Linked DNA regions of Homo sapiens: regions 2 and 3 are each linked to region 1. The links are chromatin contacts, found by Hi-C or POLR2A ChIA-PET in ENCODE. All regions are on one chromosome and are shown on one strand. Each heading gives the region's core, a stretch centred on a gene start or an enhancer-like site at or near the end of the contact. The rest is flanking DNA. Distances are from core to core; before and after follow the strand shown. Region 1 overlaps PDE7B (phosphodiesterase 7B). Region 2 overlaps PDE7B (phosphodiesterase 7B). Region 3 overlaps PDE7B (phosphodiesterase 7B).

Region 1 (3,941 bases), core at 774-3,273:
GAGGAAGAACAGGAGGCAAACACACATCCTTTGGAAAGGTGTTATAAAGCCTGTCTCCACACAGGCAGGCAACCTCAACAGCAGACCAGGGTGCAGCTTCCCTGGGAATCCAAGTGGCTTCAGAGACAGTTTCCACTGAATGTGAGGCAGTGGTAGAGAGGTATAGTAAGACTCAACAAGCTCTGCTTCATCATGTCCAGAAAAGTGTGCCTTTTAAGTAATAAGAAGCTACAGGAGTTCTGCTTTTTCTCCAGAGTATTGCTTTTTCAGGAATTAGATGTTCACTAATATAGAACATAAATAATAATGTACACCTATCTCCACAGACATGCTAACAACTATTGAATTAGATAGTTTTATCAAAGGGTGCAGTTTGTAATATGAATTTTAATCATTTAATTGACTGAAACAAACCTAAAGTGCTAAGAGTTGAAGTGTCAGAGTAAAATTTTCTGCCCAGGTGGGTTTTTCCATTTTTCTTACCCTACTCACATGCAACACTGGTTTAGCGTTACCTCATTTCATCTGACCAAGACCCATCTCCCTGGGCATCCTTCTCCCAATTGCCACATAAACCTCAGTTTTATTCGTTTCCCTCACTTTCCTATGTACTCAAGGACTCATTGTTTACTGGAGACCAACCCTGTTTTTTTCTCCCTTTTAAATCTTTTCTTTTCCCAGAGTATTAACTTCTTAATAATATTCTTTACAGATTATTAAGTCATAACTTAAAAAAAGTTCCTGGCATAAATCATTAAAATCAAAACTAGCCAGATTTTTATTTCCTACTCTGTTTCCACGAGAAAGGGAGAGGTAATTTTTGATGTATCTTTTCCATCTACCCCATCCCTCACCGCCAATGGCACGCCAGGATTCCACTGCATAGGCCTAGCCAAGACTTCAGATGCATAAACACACACTCATGTTCTTTCTTCTGAAGTGAACCCACCACTTTCCAAATATCTAGCAACATATTCCTCAAAGAAAGAGAGTGCCCTGTAGTCAGCTGTGGCTTTCTTAGTTTACGAAGCCCCTTGGGATCCTTCCCAGGCATGCTGGGTGTCTTGGTGGTGGTTGTATCCACTGTCAGAAACACAGTGAAGTTCTCCACAACCGTCCCAAACACAGCACATTCTTATGACAAGACAAAGTCCCTGGGAATCATTATTTCCACATTTGTGAGTGAGTTGATATCAATAAAGGTGTTTATATTGCTGACATTTGCCAAAGGGGAAACCAAGTCAAGAAAGTTTACCAACTTGCCCAGGACATAAAAAGCTTGCATGCCAAACTCAGTGCTGGGAACATAATACATGCTGTAAATGGCATAGTTAAAAATTGGAAAATGTATTTTACTTTATAGAAAGAATGATAAAAAGCCACCCAAGGAGAATATTCTCCTAGGGATATCTCTAACTTGTTGACAAGAAATGTTAGAGTCAGGATGGCCATTAAAGAGCATCCAATTCCACCCCCTCCTTGGTGGGGACTGAAACTCAGGAAATTTGGCTTGTGCAAGCCCAAAGGGCAAGCATTTGTCAAGCTGAGTCCAGGACCCAGGTTTCTTGATTTCCAGTCAAATGCTCCTCCTACTAAATCACTCTTAATTTCAAGATGCATTTCTATCATACAGCAGACATTTGGAAGTCACAGCCCTCAGACCTGATGCTACACAGTTCATTTTCCTCCCTATGGCTTGGACTCTACAAAGAAAGGGAGTTAGTTATCAGACTTGGTCCTGTGACCTATTACACCCCATGGTCAATTTACCTGGAAAGCTGCGGAGAGCATCTTCATTGTCCAGAATGCCTCTCTGTTTGGTCGCCTGCAGCTCACTTTTGGATTTCCAAACCAGCTTTACCATCCTGATCATCTCTGGCAAGTCCCAGGGCAGCGGCCCCTGCTGGCACCCCGGCCGGCTTCCCGGGGAGGAGGGCAGCACACCTTCTGGGCCTGTCCACCTCCTGCCTAGCTCTGCTGGGTGGAAATATCGCTCTAGCACAGGCATTCTGTCTTGTGCCCCAGAAGAGGAGGTAGTGGTGGTGGTGGTGCTGCTGCTGCTGCTGCTGTTGCTGCTGCTGCTGTTTCTGCTTCTGCTGCTGCTGCTGCTGCTACCACAGGGGAAATTCTTCCCAGGCAGGGAAAAGCGAACCCCCGTAAGATCCTCTCCAGCTTCGGAAAGACAAGCCTCCTCCAGCCTGGCACAACCTCCCTGTCTCTTCAGGCCCTCCACAAACACTGCCGACGAGAGCGATTCACTTCCCTAGGTTTCTCTCTGGTGAGAAACTGTTACTGTACTCCTTCCTTAGAGATAGAATGCATTTTTTTTCCCCTCCTCTCTCTGGCACTGAGTTCACAGCACTTAATTAATCCCAGGCTACAGCTGGAACGACAGCAGGGAGAAAAAAAAAAGCCATCGAGGTTCTAGCATTTGCTTTTCCTCTTCTTTCTTCTGATTTATTTGTTCTCAATTCTCTTTTGGTGCTTGTCAAAGTTTGTTGACTCTTAGCTCTTTGTCGGCTTAGCTCTTAAGGACTTCAGGCAAAGAAGCGGGGCTTCCCCTTTGCTAACCTCACAGAGGGGCTCCCCCCTTGCTGGAGGCCAGTTATCTGGAGGTGTCAGGTGAGGAGTCACCCCTGTGGTACAGGCTCAGGCCTGCAAGCCCCAAGGAGTTCTCAAAAAAACAGAGGAAGCTGAGAGTCTGCAGAGCCAATCTGCAGCTGCTTCTCTCTGGAGGGCCTGATGGGGGTTGGGGGGCACCTTGCCCAGTCACCAAGACCAGTGCTGGGATGGGCTTGGTTGATCCTCAGTGCCTCAGTTTGATCACTCTCGCTCCTTCTCCACATCCCTCCCCCTTGTGTCATTTGGTTCTCGGCAAACCTATCTGGGTTATGACCTATTAGTCAAATCCCTTCATAACCTCAGCTGCCCTTCAGCTGGAAGGGAAATAACATTGAATCACATTCCACAGTTAACTCCGAAAGATGCGAATTCGGGAAGCATCAAGATCCTCATGCGTATGGGCAGTGGCCTGCATAGCCTGGATATGTGGCTCAGGCTCATTCAAAACCCATTTTCAAAGGAACAAGCATTTTAAAGGATGTTCACAGGGGACATAAATGGCAATGAAAGAAAGAAAAGAATGTTAACAATTCACCTTCTGGAGGGAGAGCACTGTTGATTTATTATGTGGGCCACTGACTACTGTGTCCCCGACCTGAGAGTGGTTGAATCGAGGGCAACATCAACTGTGGGCCATGCCTCTTGTTCCTAGTCTCAGAGATGGAGGCGCTAACCCTGAAAGTAAGAACCAATTCAACAAAAGGCGATGCCCCCTGTAGCTTATGTGAAAGGCCTTGGACAGAAACGAAAGTAGGGTAGTTTTGTATTTGGCACTTTTGCCAGCAAATTGGGTTTGTAGGAACAATTTGAACTTGCACATTCAAGTGAATAGCCCCTGTTTTCTTGGAGAACATTGTAACAATCCCATCTTCCTCTCTTCACGTCTCCACATTGCAAAGTGCTTTATTTTGCTTGGCATGCCATTTTGCTGGTGTATAATCTGTTGCTTCTGCTCTACATTCCTTTCAAGGCTGGTTTATCACACAATTATTTGATATTTCTTCATGGGAGAGAGGAGGAAACTTGGGGAAGAGGAGAAAGATCGTTGTAGAGTGTGTTTTATTTTCATTACTCCCACCTCATTTCTTTTTAAAGTTGAAACCAGCAAAGACAACTGTAATTTTATTGTTGTTTTATTATTTCTCTAAATCCATGGTTAATAAGTTTAGTTTTCCATACTGGATTAAGTGAATTTTCTTTTTTCTGGATGGAAAAGCATACTGGCAAACCTACTCTCCTTCCTAACAGGTGAAGAAGGGGCAAGAGGGTATAAAACAATAATAAAGACATTGAAGACACTGCTTTTGGTGAATTTTGTT
Region 2 (3,941 bases), core at 581-3,080, 120 kb before region 1:
TTTCTTAGTGACTTGCCAGAGATAAGAATGCTGTATCCTCCCTAGCAAAAAGCAGCTCTACTCCTACAGACTCATCTTTCACAGAGGCTCAGTGACTCGTATCAACCAAAGGTAGACTGAGAAAAAGAAGAAAAGCATCAGAAATGGTCATGGAGATCTAAACATGTGGTGAGAGGATACCATTTAATATCCTTTGAAACCCTAACCGGTTCTAGAATACCACATCAGGTACTATGTCTGTCTATCTTTAAGAAGTATCGGTTCAGTAATTTCACATTATCCTGATGACAATGTGTTCTAGTGGCTCAAACCCTTCCTACTTGCAGTTTTAAGAGTAATCTTCATCTTAAAGTTGAAGGAGTAAGCATCTACCTTTGTGACAACAAAACCTATTAGAACTTTAATTTGAAAAAAACAAAACCCTTCCAACTTCTAAGGCAAAACCTTCGTTTCCCTTTGTGCCTGAATTATCAAGTATTTTTCACCCTAAAAACAAAACAATCCCTTTGTTTGCTAATAGCACACCTGGTCTTTAATACACCACCAACACAGGTTTTCAAATTAAGTCAAGAGGGTATTTGGCAAACAGAATCTGGCAGAGCAGAGTTGCTATCATACAAGGCAGATTTAAACTGTTTTTTTCCTCTATTTGTTGGACACTTTCTTTGATTAAAATACTTCAAATGATGATGATAAACTGAATCTGGGGTACCAGGAACCAGAGTTAATTGAACATTTTAAATCCGGAGGATACAGAAAGAAAAACAACAGGAACATTGTCTGTGTTTTCATTTTTAATTGCTCATGAAACAAGGTGCAAGACTTTAGGAGATAATGGAGGCTGCTGAGTTCTTCCCTAACAAGCCAATGGTCTCCTTGGTAACACTATGAGAGCCCCAGCCTAGGAGGTCTCAGTGGAATAGAAGCTCCTTGAGCCCTAAACAAGACCTTGGCCCTTGAAGAAACGATAGCACTGCCTTGTTTAATGCCTGTTTGAAGATGTCTTTCTCTTGTTTGTTCTGCATCTGCCTAAGATAGCTGAGAGAAGGGAGCGGGGATGCCAATTGCTGTCTGCAGGGAAGGCTGGGGTTCAGATTGGGGATGGCAGAAACTTTATGGAACAGAAAGTCAAATTTGAGGCTCCTTTTATAATTTTAGCACTACTTTCCAAAAACACCTTTCATACTGTAGAAATTGTGAGCTTATGTTAGTCTTTGCAGATGTTTGTTTGAGGACGGGGTGGGGTCATAGGACCACGTGGAAGGAATATTCCTCCTGGCTGGGTCAACTTCATGTTTGTGATTCAGACTCATTAAGAATAACAAGTGGTTCAAAATGCTGACCCCCCTCTAAGTGCTTGTGATAAATGACTAAGAAAGCTGATTATAAACTTCTGCAAGACATTATAGAGTGTAATAAATGTTTATGGGACAATTTTTTAAAGTCATTATTTTAAGGATGCTGTGTCATGAGTAAATGATAGAGTCCATGTTGTTGGACTCTATTGAAAGGAGTTGAATTTAAAATTGAACTGAAAGTTATTCCTTTACAATTTATAATCACCAACGTTGTATGTAACTTAATGCTTACTTTGCACAGTTGCTAAGCCCACCATTAAATTTGTATGTGTGGGGTTGGAGGGTGAAGGAACAGAAAGTAAATTCTTGGTTCTATTTCTCACATGCTGTTTTTCCTCCCAGTCCACCCTGGACACCTGGACTGCTTCCAGTCTGATGAGAGAGGTGCCAAGTAGAAGTGCCTTCAGTGCCTTCATATTGAACTTGGTTGGCAGTTCAGCGAGTGAGTCCGGCCCAGAGAACAGACCATGGGAGGGAGCCCTCTGACCTGGCCTTCACTCCAGCTGCCCTGCTCTCTCTTTATCTCAGGGTAGAATAACAGGCTGGATGTTATGCAATGATCCTCTTATTTATTAGAACTAAAAGAGCACAGCCAACAGAAGGAGGGAGAGGAAGCCCTCTTCCATTTTATCTCATTTATAGTAAGTCTGGATTGTGGCAAAGTCACGCACAGGGTGTTCCCCAAGCCACATAATTCCTGGCACATCCTCTCTACGGTATTCTTGTTGACCAAATGTGCATGTGCGCATGCATAATTTTTGTGCGTATATGTACATATATTTTTTTCATTCATTACCATGGTTCTTAACATTTTCAGAATCTGCAACTTATTTTAAAATTTGATAAGAGTAACTTATAGACCCTCTCCCTAGGAAAATGTGCATGCAAACATCCTATGAAAATTTGCAAATAGCTCCCTGAAAGCCCATTTGTGTCTCAGCAAACGGGCCCTTGAGAGGCTAAAAGGCTACATTTCCAAAGATTTTTAAATACCATGTGTCGTTAATGGGTTTGCTCAGCTTATATATTATGTAACGTGATTTTTTCCTTTGATACTGAAAACTTGAAGATTTCTGCCAGTTCCTCATCTATAACTTAATGCAGAGTAAAGATTTCTTGATCCAGGTCATGTCCTGTACAACTAATCTGAAGTTACTACAAAAGAGAGCGTATGCACTGAATCATGATATGCACAACACACTGATCAGAGACGGAGCTGTAGATGGCAGGACCATACTCAGCTAAAGGCCACCGGACATTCCATTTTCAGTTATTCTGGAGTTGTGGAATTTAATCCCAAAAGTACATCAGCTCATCCTGACTCTAATGCCCTCTTTTCATCTCAGCTATTAATGTTACTCACACTTTAAGGCCCAGTTTATAGCATTCTTTTTCTATGTTCTTTTTTTTCCCGCTGCAACTATCTGCAGAATCAGTTTCTCCTTCCCCCATCTTCCCATCACATTTGTTTGTAGCTAAATACTTTAAAGTATCTATCAAGCCTCTCACACTTTAGATCACTTATCTTTTCTTTCCTTTGCTTTTTCTTTGAGACGGAGTCTCCCTCTGTTGCCCAGGCTGGAGTGCAGTGGCGCCATCTTGGCTCACTTCAACCTCTGCCTCCAGGGTTCAAGTGATTCTCCTGTCTCAGCCTCCCAAGTAGCTGGGATTACAAGCATGTGCCACGATGCCCAGCTAATTTTTGTATTTTTAGTAGAGACGGGGTTTCACCGTGTTGGCCAGGCTGTCCAACTACTGACCTCAAGTGATCCGCCTGCCTCAGCCTCCCAAAGTGCTGAGATTACAGGTGTGAACCACTGCACCAGGCCTCGATCACTTTCTAGAACCCTCTTGTCTGCCTTACTACAATAGGAGCATTGTAGGAGAGCTGTTAGTTTCTGGTACACGGTAGGTGATCAATATGAATTTCAGAGGCAGGATGCATAGTTCTTAGGCACTTTGGCTCTGGAAACCAAAAAGTTGAGTTCTAATTCCAGTTCTATTAATTATCTGTTTATTTTCAGGAAAAACACTTAAATTTCCCAAGTATCAATTCTTCTTTCTGTGGAAAATAGGTATGATAATAGTACTCACCTCACTGGGCTATTGTGAAGATTAATAATATACTACATCAAAGGCATTTGGCACAGTGTTTGGGTCATAGTAAGTGTTGAATAAAGGTTAGTTAAACAGTTTGTTGAACTGAACTTTTTAAAAGAAATTTTTTTCATCTTTTTGATGTTCCTTAGTATAGTTAATAGTGATGGTATATAGCCAAAAATAAAGGGATCACAATTTTTTGACAAAATTGAAGTTTCCTATTATTTTCAAGTCCTTTTAAACAATTTTTATTTTCAGTATTGACAAGCACCAATTTGGCTAAGAAAAGTTTCAGCTTTTTTTCTAGCCAGCTATAGGACACTGAAGATATCTGTATGGTACTATGTGATATTGCTTTGCCTTCAACTTTGTCCCTAAATCTTAAAAGACATGGATCTATAGCCTCCAAGAGATCCTAAGACCAGTTGAACAGGTGACTGATATAGGTAGTATCCTGAATGTGGTCCCTAGACCTATACCCCA
Region 3 (3,941 bases), core at 679-3,178, 76 kb before region 1:
TGCTGTCTGAGACAGAAGGTAGCCATCATACAAAAGGCTATCTCAGTCCTGTGGCGGTTGGTGTGGCTCAGAGCACCTGGGTTTCATGGCCTTCTTGGCATAGAGTAGGTGCTGTTTGTTGACTGAATAAATGAATGAAAACCCAGAGGAAGTACTGGACTCCCTAACTCAATTTTCTATTTTTCATCCTTCAGATAAAAAGTAATCCATTAAATGATGTCAGACAGGTTAACAGAAGGCAATGGCTGTTTTCACTTTTAGATGTAGAAGGTGAAAATGGTTTCTTTTTGAATATGTTTTTTCTCAGACATATGTTGTATAATTTTTCCTGACTTCTCTGCTTGGATCCCACTAGAATACTTTGTCTTTCAATAACACTTTTATCTAGTTGAGCAAACTTGTTGACAATGTTTTCCTGGTTTCTTAAGTCTTAAAGCGTATTTTATAATGGCCCTAATAGTTGACCTTAGCATACAGCCCTCTTTTATTTCACTGTTGCTTCCATAATCTGCTTGTGTTTTAACTTCTCCCAGGAAGACTTCCTTAATTTCCAAGACAGAGTTAATTATTCCCTTCTCGAACTCCTCTGAATCCCGTAGATGCATATATTTCTCATATTATGTATGCTGTTATTATACAGGCATGTATTATTTGGTGTATCACACCACATCAAAATGTATTTGTAAATAAATTGTAGATACAGTAGCTTATGCTACTGTAAATCCCTCAAGGGCAGTGGCCATGTCTCATTCATCTTTGTATCTCCAGCACTGGTACAATGCCTACCATAGGAGGTGCTCCGTCGAGGGGTAGTAATAGGGAGAGTCGGGACATCGCCAACTCTGTCTTCTGCAAGCTAGTGGGCATTTCAGTGGTTAACCATCCTGCTGCCCTGGCACTTCCGCAGCTGAAGTGCTGGGAGCTTGCAGCCAGAAGCCCTGAGTGCACCATCATGGAGCAAGATCCAGCTGAGCCAGAAAGCACCACTACCACAGCCAGTGCCTTGCCTTTCTTCTAGAGGAAGGTAAATATTGAACTTTGAAATTGTAGGGTGTTACCTTGGCACTCACAAGTGTGAGGAGAAGTCTGAACAAGTCCCAGCGGACACCTCCCTTCTCCGCTTGGGGAACACAGGGCTGGGGGTGGGATAGCATCTTCTCAGCATGACTGAATTCAAATCATCCAATGACATTTTAGTTCAGATTCTTTGCATTTTGTGTAGTTCTTATAGGTGACAGGAAAAGGTATCTGTAAGGTTACTAAAAGGCTGTAACTGTCTGCCAAGAATTCTCTCATAGGAAATGGAGTCTGGAAGGAAACTGTCCCTCCATCTTTAAGATGGGGCTATCACTTAGGGCCAGATGATTTCCAGCATACTGAGTGGCTTTTGTTCAACAGTCCTTCATCGAGAGTGTGTTTTATATGTCAAAGAGAGTGTGTTTTATATGTCAAAGAAAGAATGGCTGCAGGGTATAATATGTTTTAGATGGCAGCTTTAAAAAAATATTTGAGTCTCTGGGTCACTTCTTCATAGAAAGGTTAAAAAATATATATGTTTGTATATATTGGTTCCATTTGGGAAATAATAAGTAAAGGGAAATATTTTTGTAGCTCTACTAAAATGACCTCATGCTTGTGCAGTTAAGATGACCCTGACAGGAGAGTCAAGTCTGAAGGAATAGAGCTTTAAAGATCAAGATTAGCAAATTAACAGTCAGGAAAAGCCAAATAGCCAATTAACCTACTACTGCAAAGCCCAGGGGCTGGTCTGGAGCTCTGGGTTCTCTGTAGCAGTGGATACTTGGTGCCCTAAAACCTCAGGCTGAAGCTGTTTCTTTTCCTCAAGCTCCACAGTCCCTGAGCACGTTTTCTTTGTATGTCACTTCCTCTGCTGAGCCGGTGTGGAAATCACTTTGTGTTGCTCTGAGATGGTTGCCACGGGAACATCTCAACCTAGTCATTATCTACTCAGGCTGCTGATTATATTAAATCAGGAGACAGAGCTGTAGACGGGGCTGCTGGAGCCGCCTGCTCTGCAGAAGGTTGTAATTGCTTCTGCAACTCTCCCCTCTGGGTCCACAAGTCTCAGAACACTCTTCTCTACATTTTTTCCTCCTTTGTTTCCCCCCTACAAACAGAATTAGTAAATGAAATAAATCTATAGGAAATCGACATTGGGAGAATACAGCCGTTACTTTTCCGTCCCTCCAGTTCTCTGTGTTAGGACATCATCTGGAATAAAAACAATTTTCCCCCTTTTCTCTCTGTTCTGGCTCTCTATGCTTAGGTGTAAAGATAACAGTCTTTAAAGATCTATCTTTCCTATGTCCCACACAAACAGTGCTGAGGCCACAGTTTCCTGCTATTTATCCAGAGAAGCTTCAAGAAGTTCATAGAGATGACTCTCTTCTAAATTGTGTAAAATAGAAACAGGGAACGAAATTAGCTTTTAATGAGTGTTATGTATTTCTATTGATCTAGATGAATCTCTTATGAAAATGATTTTCTAATCTTTATTCCTGGAATGCATATGATATGGTATTATTATTTTTAACAAAATTGTACATATTTATGGTATACAACATATTTCAAGATCTATATGTATATATACACACACACATTGTGGAATGGCTAAGTAAAGCTAAATAACTTATGCATTACCTCACGTACTTATTTTTTGTGATGAGATCATTTAAAACCTACTCTGTTAGCAATTTTCAAATATACGTTTGTTATTAACTATAGTCACAATATTATACAATAGATCTTTTAAGCTTATTCCTGCATGTGATCTTTGAGAAACATTAAATTTAAATACTCTTTTTTGGGAAAACCTATATAAGCAGTTGGCCTTGTAATTTAGTGTCCAAATCAGGACACTCTGGGAATGAAAAATGGCACTATTAATAAATACTCCTGAACAACAGGTGCAAACTAGGACTATGCCAGGCAAACCAAGAGTCACCTTATATGCAGAAAACAGGTACATGAAATTGGTAGTACTGTGTTTCCCTCTGCCCCAAACATGTGCTTCCCCTCCCCGCAAAAATAATCTCTTCCAGAAGAATGTGCAAGTAGAAATTATAATTTTAAATTGGAATTTAAAATCTGCATCAATAACAGAGGTTCCCTCTCTGTTTATTCTTCTGTTCATAAAAATTTAGTCAATGTGAGTCCATTCTTGAAAGTAAAGTGATGGCAGTGGAAACTGAACAGAAAAAAAAAAAGACATTAACAAAGATAAACACACTGGACTGAATGTGCTTGTGGCTTTGTCAAAAAGCTCTCTTAAATCTGTTTAAAAAAATCTAAGTTAAGGATTGGCAACCTTGTTCTGTAAAGGGCCATAGGGTGAGTATTTTGGGGTTTGTGGGGGGCGGTTTGTAGACCACACGGTTTCTGTGCAACTACTTTGCCACTGTTTCAGTGACAGCAGTCATAGATGTCATATAAACAAATGGGCATAGCAATATCCCAGTAAAATTTTATTTACCAAAACAGGCAGGAGGAGGGGACAGATTTGGTGTGTGGACAGTCATTTGTCCACTTCTGTTCTAGTTATCCATTTTAACGCCTAGAAACTTTGTTCTGGTTGAAGACAAGTAATTTTAGATTTTAATTCTGATGTCCTCTGCCCTCCTGTGACAAACTGGGGCTGTGACTAATGGGACCAATGGGGAAATGCATGGGCCTCACTATTTAGTATACATTTCTGCTCTTGCGTGCTCCAGTGATTCAATGCATATACTGAGGTGGGTGGGGGAGGGACACCCACCCAGCGACACTTTGGAAAGGGGATGGCAGTTGTGTGGGTTTCACTAACATTTTGGAAGGAAGGCTGCAGGGATGCAGAGCTGGGGAGTGACAGCTATGGTGATTTGGTTTTTCCTATAAATGGTTTAAAAAAATCCTAGATTAGATTTTACTGTGGGAGAGAGAAC

Evidence for each region. Hi-C counts contacts between places; a loop is a spot of excess contacts on that map. ChIA-PET counts read pairs that join two places held with the same protein, here RNA polymerase II (POLR2A). Pooled maps may share reads with other maps.
Region 2: a map of heart right ventricle shows a loop between it and region 1 (3-fold over the local background). The contact joins two enhancer-like sites. A Hi-C loop is called at or near these places in 14 of 168 maps with a recorded cell type or tissue (IMR-90, Right ventricle myocardium inferior, endothelial cell of umbilical vein and 5 more) and 14 of 50 pooled maps. POLR2A ChIA-PET finds 5 or more read pairs at or near these places in 1 of 52 experiments (PC-9).
Region 3: a loop to region 1 is called in a map of heart left ventricle, with 4 times the contacts of the local background. The contact joins two enhancer-like sites. A Hi-C loop is called at or near these places in 26 of 168 maps with a recorded cell type or tissue (Right ventricle myocardium inferior, Right ventricle myocardium superior, cardiac septum and 10 more) and 15 of 50 pooled maps. POLR2A ChIA-PET finds 5 or more read pairs at or near these places in 1 of 52 experiments (activated CD4-positive, alpha-beta T cell).

Annotation. Positions count from the first base shown.
Region 1 is chr6:136,036,358-136,040,298 of GRCh38, reverse strand. The region is part of intron 2 of PDE7B (phosphodiesterase 7B); the gene reads right to left. Among named protein-coding and RNA genes, the nearest start is that of PDE7B-AS1, 34 kb to the left of the region's middle. RefSeq lists enhancers at 1,494-1,994, 1,995-2,495. Within about 2 kb of position 2,023, at least 11 of the 41 ENCODE cell types and tissues checked have a DNase peak (open chromatin) inside an H3K27ac peak, as active enhancers do; they include endothelial cell of umbilical vein, heart left ventricle, heart right ventricle and 2 more, where a contact is called at or near this core.
Region 2 is chr6:136,156,545-136,160,485 of GRCh38, reverse strand. All of the region lies in intron 8 of PDE7B (phosphodiesterase 7B), which reads right to left. Among named protein-coding and RNA genes, the nearest start is that of PDE7B-AS1, 86 kb to the right of the region's middle. Within about 2 kb of position 1,830, at least 7 of the 41 ENCODE cell types and tissues checked have a DNase peak (open chromatin) inside an H3K27ac peak, as active enhancers do; they include heart left ventricle, heart right ventricle and ovary, where a contact is called at or near this core.
Region 3 is chr6:136,111,903-136,115,843 of GRCh38, reverse strand. All of the region lies in intron 3 of PDE7B (phosphodiesterase 7B), which reads right to left. Among named protein-coding and RNA genes, the nearest start is that of PDE7B-AS1, 41 kb to the right of the region's middle. Within about 2 kb of position 1,928, at least 9 of the 41 ENCODE cell types and tissues checked have a DNase peak (open chromatin) inside an H3K27ac peak, as active enhancers do; they include endothelial cell of umbilical vein, heart left ventricle, heart right ventricle and 1 more, where a contact is called at or near this core.